2 separate regions of the Homo sapiens genome follow, and region 2 is linked to region 1. Evidence: read pairs that join two places in POLR2A ChIA-PET (ENCODE). Cell type or tissue: K562. All regions are shown on one strand. Links, peaks and the distances in the headings refer to the core of each region. The heading gives the core; the rest is flanking DNA.

Region 1 (7,348 bases), core at 1,164-6,163:
TCTTTCCTTTTTAAATCTGAGCAATGTTCCATTGCATGGCTGGCCCACGTTTTGTTTACCCATTCATCTATTGGTGGATCTGGGTTGCTTCCATTTTTGGCTTTCATAATGCTGCTATGAACACAGGTATACATATCTCTGAGACCCTTTTTTTTTTTTTTAAATATTTTTCTATCACTATTTTTAAAACTGACAAATAAAAATTATATATATTTATCATGCACAACATGTTGTTTTGAAATATGTATGCATTATGGAATGTCCGAGGCCCTGTTTTTAATTCTTTTGGGGATATGCCCAGAAGTAGCTTTGGATCATATGGTTACTCTTGTTTTTTTGTTTGTTTGTTTGTTTTGAGATGGAGTCTCATTCTGTCACCCAGGCTGGAGTGCAGTAGCATGATCTCTGCTCACTCCAACCTCTGCCTCCCGGATTCAAGCAATTCTCCTGCCTCAGCCTCCAGAGTAGCTGGGACTACAGGCGTGCACCACCACCAAGCCCGGTTAACTTTTGTATTTTTAGTAGAAATGGGGTTTCACCATGATGGCCAGGCTGGTCTTGAACTTCTGACCTCAGGTGATCCACCTACCTTGACCTCCCAAAGTGGTGGAATTACAGGTGTGAGCCATTGCGCCTGGACTGCTTACTCTGTTTTTACTTGTTTCAGGAACTGCCAATATTCCTTCCTCCCTCCCTCCCTCCCTCTCTCTCTCTTTCTTTCAGACAGAGTCTCGCTCTGTTGCCCAGGCTGGAGTGCAGTGGCTCGATCTAAGCTCACTGCAACTTCTGCCTCCTGGGTTCAAGCGATTCTCCTGCCTCAGCCTTCTGAGTAGCTGGGATTACAGACACACACCACCATGCCCAGCTAATTTTTGTATTTTTAGTAGAGACGGGGTTTTGCCATGATAGCCAGGCTGGTCTCGAACTCCTGACCTCAGGTGATCTGGCCCCCTCAGCCTCCCAAAGTGCTGGGATTACAGGTGTGAGCCACTGCACCCGGCCATGCCAATATATTTTCCATAGGGCTGCACCATTTTACATTCCCACCAACAGTGCACAAAGGTTCTGATTTCTCTCCACATCCTCACCAACACTTATTTTCTGTTTGTTTTGTTGGGTTTTTAAAATAGTATTAGTCATCCTAATGAATATGATATATTGGTTTCTTGTTTGGTTTTCCTTTCTTTTTAAATTTGTTTTATTTATTTATTATTATTATTATTATTTTGAGATGGAGTCTTGCTCTGTTGCACAGGCTGGAGTACGGTGGCACAATCGCGGCTCACTGCAACCTCCGCCTCCTGGGTTCAAGCAATTCTCTGCCTCAGCCTCCCGAGTAGCTGGGATTACAGGCACGCGCCGCCACGCCTGGCTAATTTTTTTGTATTTTTTGTAGAGATGGGGTTTCACCATGCTGGCCAGGCTGGTCTTGAACTCCTGACCTCGTGATCCACCCGCCTCGGCCTCCCCAAGTGCTGGGATTACAGGCGTGAGCCACCACGCCCAGCCTTTTTTTTAATCTAAATAAACTTGAAGTTTTTTTTCTTTTTTTTTAATTTAGAGACAGGGTCTCTCTGTCATCTAGGCTAGAGTGAAATGGCTCAATGATAGCTCACTGGGCTCAAGTGATCCTCCCACCTCTAGAACAGCTAGGACTACAGGTGTGGGCCACCACATCTGGCTAATTTTTACATTTTATTTTTTGTAGAGACAGGGTCTTGCTATGTTGCCCAGGCTGGTCTCAAACTCCTGGCCTCAAGTGATCCTCCTGTCTCAGCCTCCCAAAGTGCTGGGATTACAGGCATGAGCTGCTGCACCTGGCCTGTTTTTTTGTTTTTGTTGTTGTTTTCGTTCTCTTTTGAGGCAAAGTCTCACTCTGTCACCCAGGCTGGAGGGCAATGGCGTGATCATGGCTCACTGCAATTTCCACCTCCCGGGTTCAAGTAATTCTCCTGCCTAAGCCTCCCAAACAGCTGGGATTACAGGTGTGCACCACCATGCCCAGCTAAGTTGTATTTTTAAGTAGAGACAGTGTTTCACCATGTTGGCCAGGCTGGTCTCAAATTCCTGACCTCAAGTGATCCGTCCACCTTGGCTTCCCAAAGTGCTGGGATTACATGTGTGAGCCACCACACCCGACCCCTGGCTTATTTTTTAAAGGTTTACAAATATGGGGCATTCCAGGTCCCCAATGCCACCTCGTTTCTCAGGGCCCACGATGCCCACTCACTGGTGTTCTCGGCTTCTGCTTTGAGGCTGCTCCGGCCACTGAGGCTTCCGCTTCGGCTGTAAAGGCCCCGGGCTGGGCGGCTCAGGAAGGGGGGGCGGCTGTCTGGGGTCCCAGGTCCCCCCATTGAGGGGGTAGGGTTCCACGGGATGGTCTCTGGGAGGTCTCTGCAGCCCACCACTCGTACCTCCAGGGTCCCTGCAGGAGGGGAAAGCTCAGCAGGGGGCCACTTCTGGGGCAGGCTGAGCGGAGGGGACCACAGCGGGGAGGGGACACATCCAGACGCAGCCATGGTACAAGTGGGAGCCAGTGAGGGACAACCAGAATGGAGCATGGGGCATGAGGCCGGGATGTCCGTGCTGGGATAGGAGAATATGAGAGAAGCAGTCCTTCCAGGAGGGGCTCAGATGCGGGAGTTTAGGGGCAGAAGAGAGGCTCAGGGTACAGGCCGTAGGCTCAGGGTACAGGCCGTAGGCCCAGGCAAGCAGGAACAGGGTAGGACTAGGGGTTCTAGGGGAGGACTCGGTGGACAATCTGAGGTCTAAGATGGGCTAGGGGTCTACGGTGGGGCTGGTCTGGAGGGGTAGATGGCTGAGGGGTCTGTGGAAGGTGGGGCTGGCTGGTCTGCAGCAGGCGGGTAGGAGGCTCATGGCTGAGCGTTGTGAGGCCGAGGTGGGGCTGGGGAACAAGGGCTGGGAGAAAAATACTGGGCCAGGTGAAGAGAGATGGAGAAACTGAGGTGTGGGGGGGGTGGGCAAGAGCCCAGAATCAGAGGGCAAAGGAGGGGAGGAGACAGTGGTGGAATGGGAGTCCAGGGTTGGGGAGAGCGGAGATTGAAGTCGGGGGTCACAGGAATGGGGAAATGAGAGGAGTCGGAGGCCCAGGGCTGCAGGGGTGGGGTAGGGTCTCAGACCCACCTGTGAGCGGCGCGGGCTTGCACAGGGTGCTGTAGTGCGTGGCGGGAAAGGGCCCGGCCAGGCGGGTGCTGAAGGCAGCGGAGGAGGCCGCAGCGAGCTCTTCTCGCAGCAGCCGCCCCTTGGGGTGGTCGGCGGGCAGCTCCCCAAGTCTCCGCTCCAGAGCCTCCCGCAGCAGCCCCAGCTTCTGGTTGGATTCTGTTAATTTCTCCTGGGCCTGTGGTGGGAAGTGTGGGGGCTGGGGGCGGGACCAGGCTTGCCCCTTCCCAAGTGCAGGCCTAGGCCCCACCCCCAGGCTGAGTCTCACACTGAGCTCCTCCCTAGAGGGCTAAACCTCAAACCAACTTGGTCCCACCTCTGGGAAAACCAGGCCCCGCCCCTTGGAGAGGCCCCTCCCCTCACCGAGGGCCATTCCTGCCTGAAACCATGCCCCCTCGCTGAGGCCCCGCCCCTCACAGTTGCACTGTTCCTGCCTGATGCCCTGCCCCTCACAGTAGTCTACCCTGGCTGAGGCCCCACCCCTTATGAAGGTCCCACCCCCTTTGAGGCTCCACCCCTCACCGTGGGTGTTCCTGGTGAACTCCCCGCCGCTTGCTGAAGCACCGCCCCTTGCTGAAGCCCCGCCTCTAATGAAAGCTCCGCCCCTCACCTCGCTGACTGCCTTGCGGTCCGGGGCCTTGGCAGCGCTGAGCAGGCGCAGTACGTTCTTGGCACCCTCGGCCACCGCGTGCTCCACTCGGAAGTGGTGCCGCAGCTCTTCGATGCGCAGCTCCACAGCCCCCAGGTCAGGACTCCCTGTGAGCGTGGAATACAGGGCAGTGAGGCTAGCCTGCAGCGCCCCACCAACCTAGTCGCAGACACAGCCATTCGCAGGAACAGGCACGGGCCACAGACAAACCATCATGAAGATGCATCACGCTTCATCCAAGGGGCAGGCACAGTGACACTGTCGCACTGTCACCTGCAGGCAGCCACACTTCCACCCAGACTCTTTTATCCAAACACCATCACTCACAGGGCCAGTCCTAGGGAAAAAGTTACCCTGTTACAGGGGACAGTCTGAGCAATGACACACAGGCACACTGTCACCCCACGCTTACCGACACACACATTGTCACGGTCCCTCTTCACCTCCAGTGATTTGCACAGGGACAGACGCAGGCACATTGTGGCCCCCAGGGACAGCCACATTATCTAGATTCAGACACTGTCACCCAGGGGCTGTCACCCAAACAGACAGGAACATCTAAATCATAGGCCAAGCATGGCGGCTCAGGCCTGTAATCTCAGCACTTTCGGAGGCCAAGGCGGGTGGATTACCTGAGGTCAGGAGTTTGAGACCAGCCTGACCAACATGGTGAAACCCTCTCTACTAAAAATACAAAAATTAGCTGGGCACAGTGACGCATGCCTGTAATCCCAGCTACTGAGGAGGCTGAGGCAGGAGAATCACTTGAACCCCGGAGGCGGTGGTTGCAGTAAGCCAAGATTGCGCCATTGCTCTCCAGCCTGGGTGACAGAGTGAGACTCTAAGTCATTAAAAAAAAATAATAATACTGTCATACCCGTGTTGACACACCTCATTCCCCAATGAACAGTCACCAGGTTACACAGTCAACCAGGCATGGTGACACTCATGGACATCTGGACAACCACAGCATACTACATTTACACAGACGGTGTCAGTCACAAAGACACTGTTAAGAGACTCAATGTTTGTCTCCTACCAAATTCCTATGTTGAACCCCTAATCCCCAGTGGGATGGCACTTGGACTTCTCCAAGTGCCTTTGGGAGGTAATTAGGGTTAGAGGAGGTCATGGAGGGAGGGCCATCATGATGCGATTAGCGCGCTTATTGGAGGAGGAAGAAGCTGGGTGCAGTGGTCCACGCCTGTAATCCCAGCACTTTAGGAGGCTGAGGCAGGAGGATCACCTGAGGCCAGGAGTTTGAGACCAGCCTGGGCACCATAGAGAGACCTTGTCTCTACTAAAAATAAAAAATAAATTAGCGAGGCATGGTGGCGTGTGCCTGTAGTCCCAGCTATTAGAAGGCTGAACGAGGAGGATCACTTGAGCCCAGAAAGTCGAGGCTGCAGTGAGCTGTGATCACGCCACTGCACTCCAGCCTGGGTGACAGACCAAGACCCTGTCTCAAAAAACTAATAATGAAAAATAAGAAGAGGAAGAGACACTAAGGCTCTTTCTCCCTGTGAGGGAGCAGTAAGAAGGAAGCCATCTGTAAGCCAGGAAGAGCGCCCTCACCAGGAACCGACCATGCTGGTACCCTGATCTGGGACTGCCAGTCTCTGGAACTGTGAAAAACATAAATGTCTGTTGTTTAAGCCACTCAGCCTATGGGACTTTGTTATGGCGGCCCAAGGAGAGTAAGGCAGGCACTGTCGCACTGACACTGTCACACTGTCGCCCACAGGGACACATGGCATTACCACTTTGTCACCAGCGTAGGCACACTATCACCAGAGGAACACATACTCTGTCACAAAGATGTAGTCACCCTGCCACATAGAGACACTGTCATGAGTCAGACTCTGTTACACAGACACGGCCCTGTCATCTTGGGCACAGGGACACCATTATAGGGGCAGAGAAACACAGTCACAGACACAAATGCATTTATGCCCAAGCACAGGGTCAAGAAAAGGGGCACAGGCCAGGCATAGTGGCTCACGCCTATAATCTCAACACTTTGGGAGGGTAAGGCAGGAGGATCACTTGAGGTCAGGAGTTTGAGACCAGCCTGGGCAAGACCTAGTCTCTACAAAAAAAAAATTTCTTTTAATAAGCTGGGTGTGGTGGCACACGCCTATGGTCCCAGCTACTCAGCAGGATTGCTTGAGCCCAGAAGGTCAAGCCTGCAGTGAGTTATGATCGCGCCATTGCATTCCAGCCTGGGCAACAGAGCAAGACCCTGTCTAAACAAAAAAAGTGTGTCAGCCAGGCACGGTGGCTCATGCCTGTAATCCCAGCACTTTGGGAGGCCAAGGCAGGCGGATCACGAGGTCAGGAGATCGAGACCATCCTGGCTAACATGGTGAAACCCCGTCTCTACTAAAAATACAAAAAATTGGTAGGGCGTGGTGGCTCAAGTCTGTAATCCCAGCGCTTCAGGAGGCCAAGGCAGGCGGATCATGAGATCAGGAGATCGAGACCATCCTGGCTAACATGGTGAAACCCCGTCTCTACTAAAAATACAAAAAAATTAGCCAGGCGTGGTGGCAGGTGCCCGTAGTCCCAGCTACTTGGGAGGCTGAGGCAGGAGAATGGCATGAACCCAGGAGGCGGAGCTTTCAGTGAGCCGAGATCACACCACTGCACTCCAGCCTGGGCGACAGAGCAGGACTCCGTCTCAAAAAAAAATACAAAATTTAGCCGGGTGTGGTGGTGGGCGCCTATAGTCCCAGCTACTCAGGAGGCTGAGGCAGGAGAATGGCGTGAACCCGGGAGGCAGAGGTTGCAGTGAGCAGAGATTGTGCCACTGCATTCCAGCCTGGGCAACAGAGCGAGACTCCATCTAAAAAAAAAAACAAAAAAAAAAAGTGTGTCCCTGCAGTGTGTGTCAGTGCGACGGTGCACGTGATTGTGTGCCTGTACTGTGGATATCCACATGGACTTCACAGTGACTATGTGTGATGGTAGGATCACACATTCCTTTGTCTCTGGGTGTTGTCGCAAGGATGGGTGACTGGATGACTTTATTCCTAAAAGTCCCAGTGACTGATAAAGCGCCATGTGGCAGCAGGTCTAGGGGTGACAGTGAGACTGTGTGTTTTTTTGTGTGTGTTTTTTTGAGACAGAGTCTCACTCTGTTGCCCAGGCTGGAGTGCAGTGGGGCGACCTTGGGTTACTGCAACCTCCGCCTCCCGGATTCAAGTGATTCTCCTGCCTCAGCCTCCTGAGTAGCTGGGACTACAGCTGCGTGCCACCACGCCCAGCTGATTTTTGCATTTTTAGTAGAGACAGGGTTTCATCATGTTGGCCAGGCTGATCTCGAAATCCTGACCTCGAATGATCCGCCCGCCTCGGTTTCCAAAGTGCTGGGATTACAGGCGTCAGCCACTGCACCCAGCCGAGACTGTGTTTATAAGGCAACATACCTGTGACTATCAACTTCCTTGGAACTGTGTCTGTGTTATTGGTGTCCAGGTGAGTGACACATGTGGACACAGTGTGACTGTGAGTGTCTGA
Region 2 (7,348 bases), core at 754-5,753, 62 kb before region 1:
TGGACGGCAGGACGATACCCGTCGTATTCAAAGATGTTATCAGGCCTGGCATGCGGCGAAAAGTTCCTGGAGAAGGCCTCCCCCTCCCCAAAACACCCGAGAAACGTGGGGACCTCATTATTGAGTTTGAAGTGATCTTCCCCGAAAGGATTCCCCAGACATCAAGAACCGTACTTGAGCAGGTTCTTCCAATATAGCTATCTGAGCTCCCCAAGGACTGACCAGGGACCTTTCCAGAGCTCAAGGATTTCTGGACCTTTCTACCAGTTGTGGACCATGAGAGGGTGGGAGGGCCCAGGGAGGGCTTTCGTACTGCTGAATGTTTTCCAGAGCATATATTACAATCTTTCAAAGTCGCACACTAGACTTCAGTGGTTTTTCGAGCTATAGGGCATCAGGTGGTGGGAACAGCAGGAAAAGGCATTCCAGTCTGCCCCACTGGGTCTGGCAGCCCTCCCGGGATGGGCCCACATCCACCTCCAGTCCCTGGCCAGGGGTGAGAGGCAGACCAGCAGATGGACTTGATCCCTCTGTGTCTTTTTGCTTCTGGCTGGTAGATAATGTCAACCTGCAGTCTTGATTCCCAGACCCTGTACACTCCTCCTTTTCTGTTGTGTGATCAGTTTGTGCTTTATTCTGTATTTGTCTCCCATGTCTTGCTCTTCTCCTGGAGAATTCTGTCTTCTCTTTGGCCATCTCAAATTGAGAACCTAAACTATTCCTGCAGAACTGCCTGGTTGGCGTCCACAAGCAATACCTCTCGTTCCAGCAGGACCAAGGGAGCCAGCCTCCAGTGAGTGACTCCAGCAAGTGCAGCCACCTCTCCCTTGATGGTCTGGGAGCCTGGCCTCAGCAAGGGGCCTTCCTGACCTCTGGCTCCAGTGAAGCTGAATGTCCTCACTTTGTGGGTCACACTCTTTACATTTCTGTAAGGCAATCTTGGCACACGTGGGGCTTACCAGTGGCCCAGGTAATTTTTTGTTTCATGGACTATGGACTCTTTCAAAGGGATCTGATCCTTTTGAATTTTGCACAGCCCTAGATACAATCCCTTTTGATAAAAGGGTCTTTGCTTCTGATTACAGGAGCACTGTGGAACGTCTGTAAATATGTTTTTATAATTCCATGTATAGTTGGTGTACACTCAAAACCTGTCCCCGGCAGCCAGTGCTCTCTGTATAGGGCCATAATGGAATTCTGAAGAAATCTTGGGGAGGGAAGGGGAGTTGGAACAAATGTCTGTTCCCTGGAGGCCAGTCCAGTGCTCAGACCTTTAGACTCATTGTAAGTTGCCACTGCCAACATGAGACCAAAGTGTGTGACTAGTCAATGAAGTGCGACAGCATTAAAGACTGATGCTAAACCTCAGGGGAGCGGTCCTGTGACTCTGTTTGAGGGTTCTGCTGGTTTTGGGGGTGGAGTGGGGAGCTGGGCATCCTTCCAAATTCAATCAAGGTGAGAGGGTGGGATGGGCAGGAGGCAAGTGCCCTGCAAGGGAAACGTAAGTCTCCCTTCCTCAGCCATAAGTGGGTTGGAGAACTTCTACCCAGACTCGGGGTCCAAAAAACCAGAGACCCAAGCACAGTGGCCTTGGGGATCATTTTTTGATGAAGGTTGGAGTCAAAGTAGCGGTGGGGAGAGGCAGGGTCTGGCTCCTAATTCTGCCTTTCTTCAGGGTCCCTGGCTTTTTCAGCAGACCTTGGCTCTGGGGCCAAGGGGCCAACCCAGGGTCTGGCCTCTTAATTCCTTATCACTCCTTCCCTGCTAGAACGGGCTGGGCGTCCTGAAGGCTGGCCAAACCGGAGCTCAAGGTCCTGCCCAGGACTAGCCCCACTGTAGAGAGGACCCATTTCCTGCCTTGGCTTTATTTGCAGGCTACTAAAGCTGCTTTTACTTTGTAACTTTCTTTAAAATAACTGGTTTTATTATAAAGTAATTGCTCAGGCTTAAAACAATGTATTGCTGCTTTGTTACAAAATGTTCTAAAGTGGAAACACTGTATATAGACCAGGAGCAGTGGCTCAGGCATGTAATCCCAGTACTTTGGGAGGCCAAGGTGGGTAGATCCCTTGAGCTCAGGAGTTTGAGACCAGCCTAGACAACATTGTGAAACCCCATCTCTACAAAATTTAAAAATTCAGCCGGAGAATGCAGCGTACACCTGTAGGGCCAGCTATTTATGGGACTGAGGCAGGAGGATCAATTGAGCCCAAGAGGTGGAGGCAGTAGCAAGCTGTGTTTGTGCCACTGCACTCCAACCTGGGTGACAAAGTGAGACCCTGTATCAAGAAAAAAAAACTAAAACACAGTATCCAAAAGTCAAACTGGGCCAGACGCAGTGGCTCACACCTGTAATCCCAGCACTTTGGGAGGCCAAGGCGGGCAGATCACCTGAGGTCAGGAGTTTCAGACCAGCCTGGCCAACATGGTGAAACCCCGTCTCTATTAAAACAAAAAGCCAGGCGTGGTGCACGTACCTGTAGTCCCATTTACTCAGGAGGCTGAGGCAGGAGAATCACTTGAACATGGGAGGCAGAGGTTGCAGTGAGCAAAGATCCCACCACTGCACTCCAGCCTGGGTGACAGAGCGAGGCTGTGTCTCACAAAAAAGTGTCAAGCTAAGAGTTGCTTTCCCTTCCCACTGAAACAGTTGAAGCGCTGAAAACAGGCTAGGGGCAGCCCTGCCAGTCCAGGAGAACTTTCTGCAATGACTAGAACGTTCTATATACCGTTTACTTAAACATCTTACAAATTCAATAAAATTAGAATCAGTTCCTCAGTCCTGCCACACTTCAGTTGCTTAGCAGCCACACATGTATGTGGCCAGTGGCAACTGTTGGACAAGTCAAGTCTAGAGGGCTTTTCCCTAAAGACATTGCAGGGGTGACTTTGAAGAGCAGCCACATTAAGCCAGGAGACGCCAGCCCAATCAGGAGGTGACCCTGGAATATCAAGAGCTAAGAGATGTTTACCAAAGTATCCCACACGCCAAGGTCACATTTATTGCGGAACTGACCTGACCTCATTGGTGACACAAATCCCAGGGCTGCCATCCCCACCCCCAAGTCTCCATTATACACCAAGTCCCTGTGAACTTCATACTGAAGTGTCACAAACATAAAGGTGCACGAAGCCTTGAGGTATATACAATTCTGGGAACTTCACAAAAAACACGGCCAAGCAACCTACCAGGTAGCAGTGTGAGGAGTGGGACGGTGGGATTTTGAGGGGAAAATCTTGGTGGTAAAAGGGCCCAAAGACCTTTCACACATGCATTTTTTTGCTCAAAGGCCACTACTTGGCTTGTCTATCTTGGCCGGATATCTGGTGCACCCACATGCAAACTTTTCCCAAAGTCTTGGGCTTGTTTTTTTTTTTTTTTTTTTTCAGACAGAGTCTCGCTCTATCCAAGCTGGAGCGCGGTGGTGCAATCTCGGCTCACTGCGATCTCCACCTTCCAGGTTCAAGCAATTCTCAGCCTTCCAAGTAGCTGAGATTACAGGCGTGCGCCACCACGCCAGGCTAATTTTTGTATTCTTAGTATAGAGATGGGGTTTCACCATGTTGGCCAGGCTGGCCTCAAACTCCTGACCTCAAGTGATCGGCGCCCCCTCGGCCTCACAAAGTGCTGGGATTACAGGTGTGAGCCACCGCACTCAGGATTTTTTTTTTAATTTCTTTTTTTGAAGACAGGATTTCACTCTGTTGTCCAGGCTGGAGTGCAGTGGTAGGATCATAGCTCACTGCAGCCTCAAACTCCTGGGCTCAAGCAATCCTCCCGCCTCTCAACCTCTTGAGTAGCTAGGACCACAGGCACTCCACACCACAACCAGCCAATTTGTCTAATTTTTGTAGAGATGATTTGTTGATATGTTAACTTTTTTGCGGGGAGGGGGATGGAGTCTTGCTCTGTTGCCTAGGCTGGAGTGCAGTGGTGCAATCTTGGCTCACTACAACCTCCACTTCCCGGGTTCAAGTGATTCTCCTGTCTCAGCCTCCTGAGTAGCTGGGACTACAGGCACATGACATCACGCCCAGCTAATTTTTGTATTTTTACTAGAGATGGGGTTTCATCATGTTGGTCGGGATGGTCTTGATCTCTTGACCTCGTGATGTGCCTGCTTTGGCCTCCCAAAGTGCTGGGATTACAGGCGTGAGCCACTTCTACCTTCCTTTTTTTTTTTTTTTTTTTTTAATTTTTTTTCCTGAGACGGAATCTTGCTCTTTTGCCCATGCTGGAGTGCAGTGGCGCAATCTCGGCTCACTGCAACCTCTGCCTCCTGGGTTCAAGCGATTCTCCTGCCTCAGCCTCCCGAGTAACTGGGATTACAGGCGTGTGCTACCATGCCTGGTTAATTTTTTATTTTTAGTAGAGACTGGGTTTCACCATGTTGGCCAGGCTGGTCTTGAACTCCTGACCTCAAGTGATCCACCTGCCTCGGCCTCCCAAAGTGCTGGGATGACAGGCGTGAACCTGCGCTGGCCGATATCTTGATATCTTGATATGTTGCTCTGGCCCCAAGCGATTCTCCCACCTTGGCCTCCCAAAGCTCTGGGATTATAGGCTCAGCCTTGGGCTTTCTTTAATGGATTTATTTCACTTTTCCATGCTGCATCTCTGATCAGGTCTCAGAGCTCCTTCCATGACAGGACGTGTGCAACTGACTCATTCTTTGACCCACCTGCATTACAATACCAGCAGTGTTTTTTTTTTATAATCATAGAACAGCACTCAATAGGTCCATTTGGCCTATGGTGAAAAGCCGAGTCCTCCCATCCTTCCCCTGGCCCTGAAGTTCCCCATCCTACTGCACCACTATAGACACTGGCATTGGCATCACAGATTTTTTTTTTTTTTTTTCCTTTTCTCATTTTTGAGACAGAGTCTCGGTCTGTCGCCAAGGCTGGAGTGCAGTGGTGCAATCTCGGCTCACTGCAACCTCTGCCTCCCAGGCTCAAACGACCCTCCTGGCTCAGCTTCCCTAGTAGCTGGGATTACAGGCGCGTACCACCACGCCCGGCTAATTTTTGTATTTTTAGTGGAGACAGGATTTCATCATGTTGGCCCAGGCTAGTCTCAAACTCCTGACCTCAAGTGATCCGCCCACCTCAGCCTCCCAAAGTGCTGGGATGACAGGCGTGAGTCACTGCACCCGGCCTTTTTTTCCTTTTTTAAAAAAACCATTTTTGTGCTTCCTCCAAGAGATGAGTCTGTGCTTACATAAGCATAAACACAATTTCTAAATTTTCAGTTTTATTTTTTGACTGTGTAATCACAATACAACACTGGAAAGGATACAGAGAGTGAAAGTCCTCCCTCCCACCCTACCATCCGATTCCACACCCCCGAACTGGATACGAATGTTCCCCGTCTCTCCTGCGCCTTTCCTGAGATGCTGCGGGGAATACATTTTTCTTTTTTTACACAAGGAGTACATACTGTACACTCCGCTTTTTTTTTTTTTTTTTCTCACACAAGATGCTGTGAACATAAAGAGCTTCCTCATTCCTGTGCTATTCCCCACCTTTATTCTGGCAGGTCCACCCAGCTGGGTGTGAAGATCTAAATTAGTGTTTGGCGACCCCTGACTCCTCTCACATCGTTCTTGCTTCCGGATTTGAGTCCCAGTTTGATTGCTTGCTTTTGTTTTTTTTCTTTTCTTTTCTTTTCTTTTCTTTCTTTTTTTTTTTTTTTTTTTTGACACGGAGTCTTGCCCTGTCACCCAGGCTGGAGTACAATGATGCAATCTCAGCTCACTGCAACCTCCGCCTCCCAAGTTCAAACAATTATCCTGCCTCAGCCTTCCGAGTAGTTGGGATTACAGGCACCCGCCACCACACCCAGCTAATTTTTGTATTTTTAGTAGAGATGGGGTTTCACCGTGTTGGTCAGGCTGGTCTCGAACTCCTGACCTCAGGTGATCCACCCTCCTAAAACGTTAGCTGAGCATTAGCCAGGTGTGGTGGCTCATGCTTGTAATCCCAGCTCTTTGGGAGGCCGAGGCGGATGGATCACTTGAGGTCAAGAGTTCAAGACCAGCCTGGCCAACGTGGTGAAACTCTGTCTCTACTAAAAATACAAAGCTGGGCGTGGTGGCAGGTGCCTGTAATCCCAGCTACTCAGGAGGCTGAGGCAGGAGAATCGCTTGAAACTGGGAGGTAGAGGCTGCAGTAAGCCCAGATCCCACCACTGCACACCAGCCTGGGTGACAGAGCAAGACTCTGTCTCGAAAAAAAAAAACAGAAGAAACGGGAAACAGAAGTGCAGCTCTCATAGAGATGCTGTGACATCTGGGTGAGTTAGTGCATTTAGGAAACAAAAGAACATAGCGATGAAGAACCCAGCTTCTGGGGTAGGGGGGTGCCAAGTCCAAGTTCTGCTCACCACATTTCCTCAAACAAATGACAAAACCTTTCAGAGCCTCAGTTTCTTCCCATGTATAACAGGACTAATCAAACATCGCAGCCCCTCCTTTCTCACTCTTCTGGAGCTAGAACTCAGACAGCTAATCCCTGAGAAGCGCTTTATCCAGGCCAGGAATAGAGCAAGTGTGAATAACATTAGCAAATATATCTAAAGCACTTGGCAGAAAACCTGCCCCAGGCCAGGCGGAGCAGGTCATGCCTGTAATCCCAGCACTATGGGAGACCACCATGGGTGGATCATTTGAGGTCAGGAGTTCGAGACCAGCCTGGCCAATGTGGTGAAACCCCATCTCTACTAAAAACTGAAACATTATATCTAAAAGTCAAGCTGGGCCGGGCACAGTGGCTCATGCCTGTAATCCCAGCACTTTGGGAGGCCAAGGCGGATGGCTCACCTGAGGTCAGGAGTTTCAGACCAGCCTGGCCAGCACAGTGAAACCCCGTCTCTACTAAAATTACAAAAATTCGCTGGGCATGGTGGCAGGCACCTGTAACCCCAGCTACTCCAGTGGCTGAGGCAGGAGAATTGCTTGAACCCAGGAGACAGAGGTTGCAGTGAGCTGAGATTGCCCCACTGCACTCCAGCCTTGGTGACAGAGTGAAACTCTGTCTCAAAAAAAAAAAAAAAGGAAAGAATAAAGGAAATCTCAATGCACCAAACTTCCACTAAATACTAAAAATGGGCCAGGCGCAGTGGCTCACGCCTGTAATCCCAGCACTTTGGGAGGCCGAGGTGGGTGGATCACCTGAGGTCAGCAGTTCGAGACCAGCCTGGACAACATGTTGAAACCCTGTCTCTACTAAAAATACAAAAATTAGCCAGGCGTGGTGGCAGGTGCCTGTAATCCCAATTACTCTGGAGGGTGAAGCAGGAGAATCGCTTGGACCTAGAAGGTGGAGGTTGCACTGAGCCAAGATTGTG

Evidence for each region. Peaks named below come from ENCODE experiments on the same cell type or tissue, not always from the same donor. Only the 100,000 strongest peaks of a DNase experiment are listed, where the experiment ranks them.
Region 2: POLR2A ChIA-PET joins it to region 1 with 5 read pairs; 10 of 35 experiments call an interaction of 5 or more read pairs at or near these places.

What each region holds. Positions count from the first base shown.
Region 1 is chr19:14,446,906-14,454,253 of GRCh38, reverse strand. PKN1 (protein kinase N1) reads right to left here. Exons shown (of 22, transcript NM_002741.5): 5 at 3,791-3,936; 6 at 3,145-3,358; 7 at 2,231-2,425. Among named protein-coding and RNA genes, the nearest start is that of PKN1, 17 kb to the right of the region's middle. RefSeq lists an enhancer at 3,483-3,777 and a silencer at 3,650-3,779. In K562, for the core only: no CTCF peak of the experiment used is centred there; a DNase peak (open chromatin) is centred at 3,703.
Region 2 is chr19:14,508,789-14,516,136 of GRCh38, reverse strand. DNAJB1 (DnaJ heat shock protein family (Hsp40) member B1) reads left to right here. Exons shown (of 3, transcript NM_006145.3): 3 at 1-1,368. The coding sequence ends at 197. Among named protein-coding and RNA genes, the nearest start is that of DNAJB1, 5.9 kb to the left of the region's middle. In K562, for the core only: a CTCF peak has its summit at 3,481; no DNase peak of the experiment used is centred there; H3K4me3 peaks cover 403 bases.